2 separate regions of the Homo sapiens genome follow, and region 2 is linked to region 1. Evidence: chromatin loops called from intact Hi-C (ENCODE). Cell type or tissue: MCF 10A. All regions are shown on one strand.

What was found. Hi-C counts contacts between places; a loop is a spot of excess contacts. Peaks named below come from ENCODE experiments on the same cell type or tissue, not always from the same donor. Only the 100,000 strongest peaks of a DNase experiment are listed, where the experiment ranks them.
Region 2: a loop joins it to region 1, with 5 times the contacts of the local background. A loop is called at or near these places in 8 of 110 quality-filtered maps.

What each region holds. Positions count from the first base shown.
Region 1 is chr16:20,382,455-20,384,954 of GRCh38, forward strand. PDILT (protein disulfide isomerase like, testis expressed) reads right to left here. Exons shown (of 12, transcript NM_174924.2): 3 at 2,191-2,397. Among named protein-coding and RNA genes, the nearest start is that of PDILT, 21 kb to the right of the region's middle. In MCF 10A, a CTCF peak has its summit at 1,161 (motif pointing left); no DNase peak of the experiment used is centred here.
Region 2 is chr16:19,600,554-19,603,053 of GRCh38, forward strand. VPS35L (VPS35 endosomal protein sorting factor like) reads left to right here. Exons shown (of 31, transcript NM_020314.7): 9 at 1,111-1,170. Among named protein-coding and RNA genes, the nearest start is that of VPS35L, 46 kb to the left of the region's middle. In MCF 10A, a CTCF peak has its summit at 1,034; no DNase peak of the experiment used is centred here.

The sequences.
Region 1 (2,500 bases):
TTACAACAGAGACTGCCTGGCCTGTAGGATCTGGAATATTAATAATCTGGGCCTTTGCAGAAAACATTTGCTGACTCCACCACTACTCACTGGGCAGCTTTGAGGAAGTTATTCTACCTTTCTGTGCCTCAGTTTCTCCATCTGTAAAAGCACCTCTTATATTGGGGTGTTATGACATAGGAGAAGGGTCTAGAACAATGCCTGGAACACAGTATATGCTACAGGTATGTGTCAGGCCGTGTGCCTTGCAAACATCATTTTATCTTCCCAACAGTGTAGAGGGGTAGATCTTTTCACCATCCCCATTTAACAGATGGAAAAACTGAGATTCGACGAGCGGCAGTGATTGTTTCTTAAGCCTGTGGTAAGGATTTGGATGCAGAGGGGAGTGCTGTCAATTCTGGCAGTCTCTTTAGAGGACCCAGGAGTGCAAGTGAGATCAGCCACTGCCCTTGTGATGCTCTCTGTAGAGAACAAGCAATAAGTAGCAGATGTAATTCTTTGAGGCGAGGGCCTTGATGGGGAAAACACAGATGCTGTGAGGCCACAGAGGTGGAGCAGGCACCCTGGCCTGAGCAGTCAGGGGAGACTTCCTAGATGGGGTGATGATGAAGCTTCCTGTATGGCAGACGAGGTCCCAGGCACTGGTTTCCCTGATGAAGGGGGCTCAGAAGTCAAATGCCTTGGGGACCTTCTCTGCTAGTTTCACCCACAGTCTGGAAGTTGCCATATTGTTACTTTGTCGCCTCTAAGTGGAGTCAGTTCTCTCCTGCCCTTCAGGAGGGAAGGTCATTGCAGCACCTGGGCCACTCCATTAGCAGTCATGGGCTCCGATGACCTAGGGCCTCTCATTTCCTCACAGCTCTCCCCAGAGCAAACACATCACAAAGGGCTCCTTGCTGGTGTCAGCGAGTCCCCCTTGTTGAGGGTCATCCCCTGGTATCTATAGGAAACAGCATCCTCTGTTGCTTCTCTCACTGCTCCCGCCCTCCCTCCCCATCTCTTCTCTGGCGCCCGCAGCCACCACCCTCCCACAAGCCTGCTGGGAGCTGCAGCCCTGCCCTTAGGTGATTGCTCCGAGGTTCTCTTGTGGCGCCTTTCTCTGGGTCTATCCTGTGTCTTTCATGCCCTCTTGTGTCCATTCTGAGAACTGCAAAGCATCCTGCAGCCCCTGGATGTGTGTTTCTTGCAAATAACACTGAATCCAGCTTATTGGAAGCTGGCTATACACCAGATCCAGTGGAAGGCAGTTTCCGTTACTCAAGACTCAATAATTTAACATATATAATGGGAACATTCTACTGGCATGGCTGTTACAGGCACTTCTGTGTTCATCAGTTTTGTTACTTCCATCCTTCCATCCATTTATCCATCCTGCATCCATGAATGCCTTCATATATGTAACTTTCTAAAAGTTGGGACTACCATATGTGCCATACTAGTACCTTATTCTCCACACATCCTCAACATCAAGATAGGGCTTGGCACATGGTAGCTTGTCAATAAATGGATGCTGAATAAATGAATGAACGAGTTAATCAATGAATGAAAAATATGATAGAACGTAAGGTGTTTGGTAGACATTGCATCCCAAGCCTGTCTTGTTCCATCATCTCCCAATTTCCCTTTTGGCTAAATAGTGCTTCCCTAGTCCTAGGACTCTGTCAAATCATTCTAAAGTCAAAGATTGGGAGTGGGAAGTGGAGTTAGAACTTAATCTCTGGTGTCTGATAGTTTCTAAGCCATGCACCCCACCCTCCCACTTCTTGGTGTTTCTAGGGCCCATCAGCTGAGCTTCAAGCTGTAGTAGAAGCAGCCACATATTCACTAAACCCGTTTTCTTTCTAAAAACAGAGCTGAACTGTATTTCTCCGCCTTTCTTGCAGCTGGTTCTGGCCATGTAACAGAATTCTGGTCAATGGGATGTGAATAGAAGTGATACTTACCACTGTTCATGGCCAGGGCCATGAACAGTACCCGTGGTGACCTTCTACCCCTTACCCCAACTGCTGGCTGGATACAGAGGAAAGAGCAGGTGGCTCCAAGGCCCTAGAGAAGGGCAGAGTCACAAGCTGGAGGATCCTGGGTCCCCGAGAAGCTGCATGGAGCAGAGCCTCCCACCTTTACCCTATAGCTGTTAAGTGGACTTTCCATGAGCATGAAACAAGTGTGACACACAAGCACCATTACCTTTGCAGCTGATGGGCTCTGACCTGTTGCCCTCAAAAAACAGCTTCAACTCCGGGGCCTTGGTAATCCCAAACTCCTGCTGAAGCTCCTTCTCTATGGTAATGTCCACTTTGCCAAAGCCGATCCCATTCTTGCCTTTGCCCATGATCTCCACAGCTTTGCCCAGCTCTTCCGCCAAGTTCCTGGATTGCTTTGAGGATGGGTTGTCTGAAAGAGTATGAAGACAAAATTTGAGAGGCCTTTCCTCGCTCCCCATCTCCAACAGTAGATTATTTGTTGGGCCTGCTTAGCTCCCGGAACCTTTCTTGTG
Region 2 (2,500 bases), 780 kb before region 1:
CTCTAGTATGTTCATCCATCCAACAAATATTGAGTACCCCCTGTGTGCCAGGCACTGATCAGTACTAGGAATATGTCAGTGAACAAAACAAGCACAAATCTCTGCCTTTGTGGAGCTTGCATTCTAGTTGAATCTCAAATTCTGAGGCTTCTAGGGACCAGGCAGGTCACATAAAAGAGTGAAAAGCACGCTGATGATGAGAGACAGTAGGGGGTGGTTGAGACTGGCAAACTGGTTAGTGTATATGCCATTTCAAGGGGCAGCTACTAATTTGCTCTAGCTGTGTTATCCTATAGAGATATCGCCACATTTTTGACATATTTTATGTGAAGAAGGAGAAAATATGGCATGTGAGTTCTCCCAAGTTGTAGAGTTTGTTTTAGTTTTTGTGTTTGAGACAGGGTCTTGCTCTCTCACCCAGGCTGGAGGGCAGTGGGTGATCATGGCTCACCGCAGCCTTGAACTCCTGGGCTCAAGCAATCCTCCCACCTCAGCCTCCCAAGTAGCTGAAACTACAGGCGTGCACTGCCATGCCTGGCTAATTTTTAAATTTTTTGTACATACCCTGTCTCACAGTGTTGCCCAGGCTGCTCTTGAACTCCTGGGCTCAAGCAGTCTTCCTGCCTCGGCTTCCCAAAGTGCTAGGATTACAGGTGTGAGCCACTATGCCCAGCCTCTTCCAGTTTTTACGTGTTGGTAACCAATTCAAAAAATGTTAAAACACTTTGTGGGCTGTTGTGTGTTGTGGAGTGGCCATGCACAACTGGTCACAGGCTGGATTCAGCCCGTGGGCTGCCTGTTTTCACCTCTGGCCTAGCATGGAGTGTGGACCATCGTCTGAGTGGATGGAGATACTTGAGACTCCTTTAGATTCCAAAGGGTAAAACGATCACTTTTCTGCCTTTCAAAGAAAGTAAAAGTCTACTGGAAAAACTAAAAACAAAACAAAAAAAATGTGGCTTAAAATCTGTCCCACCAGGTGGCAGCATACCATCACAAGTTAAAGCCTGTCTGGGCGATGATAGCTCTGGGTCCCTAATTAACAAACATTTATTTACTGTTTGCTCCTGAAGAGTGTGATACTAACACCATCTGTCCTTTTCCTCCCAGGAAAGCTCGTGTACGAGCGCATCTTTTCCATGTGTGTGGATAGCCGCAGCGTCTTACCAGGTAATGTCGCAGCTGTTCCTGGGGTGTCATTCTGCCCTGGAGTCAGGACTAGAAGGCTTTTATTGAGTCAGGATTCATTGAAGCTTGATAAAGGTTTTAATTTTGGGTGTGTTAAAGTAAAAGAAACACCTTTGAAGATTTCTGATCACCTCAGTCTTCTAAAAACATTAGAAGGTTTCTAAATGGCCCGTGTAGGAACTCAGGCAAGTCATTTGAATCTGCAAAGGCCTCACAGTTAGATTCAGCCAAACTTTCACACGAACATATTTTCCTCTGCTGCTTGACTTTAATATTTTTCCTATGTATCGTTCCCTCCTAAGAAGCAACTTGCTTGGAAAAAAAAATCAAAAACGACTTTATGCATATTAAAGAATGATGTCAAATAGATCAATAGTAATTGATGCTTTGAATTCACAATCTATACCCAAATGATTTTGCATTAAATTGACTGTCAATCAAGTTTAAATTCCCAGGAGGTTATAATGGGACAAGTGGATGATGAATTTCTTTTGTCGTATAAATGGTAAGAATGATGTGTCTGGCAATGCAGGACTCTCAGCTGCAGCATCCTTTGCCTTTATTCCTCTTTTTAACTTCCGAGCACTGCTATGAGGAAACGTTCTCATCCGTCCAAGCTAGAGCAACCAGCTTGCTCCATTGCCGCTCCACTTCCCTCCGCTCCTGCAGTGGGGCTTCCCAGGAGGTGAATAGAAAGTGTTTGTGACAGTAACCTATAACCTGACCTATATTCTTCCTTCTTTCCTCTTTCCTTTATTCCTCCCTCTCTCTCCTCCTCTCTCTTCCTCTCCCTCCTCCTCTCCCACCCTCTCCTTTTCTCTCTCCTTCTGCTTCCTATCTGTCCATCAATCGATCAATTTATCTTTATTTAATTTTTTTGAGATGGACTCTTGCTCTGTCACCCAGGCTGCAGGGCAGTGGCACAATCTTGGCTCGCTGCAGCCTTCGCCTCCCGGATTCAAGCGATTCTCCTGCTTCACCCTCCTCAGTAGCTGGGACTACTGGTGCCTGCCACCACACCTGGCTAATTTTTGTATTTTTAGTAGAGACAGGGTTTGTACCATGTTGGCCAGGCTGGTCTCAAACTCCTGACCTCAAGTGATTCATCCGCCTCGGCCTCCCAAAGTGCTGGGATTATAGGCATGAGCAACCGTGCCCGTCCCTTTTTTTTTTTTCTATTTAATATTTTTACTTTTTCATCTTTGTAGACACGGGGTCTCCCTATGTTGCCCAAGCTGCTCTCAAACTTCTGGGCCCAAGCAGTCCTCCCACCTCAGCCTCCCAAAGTGCTGGGATTATAGGCATGAGCCAC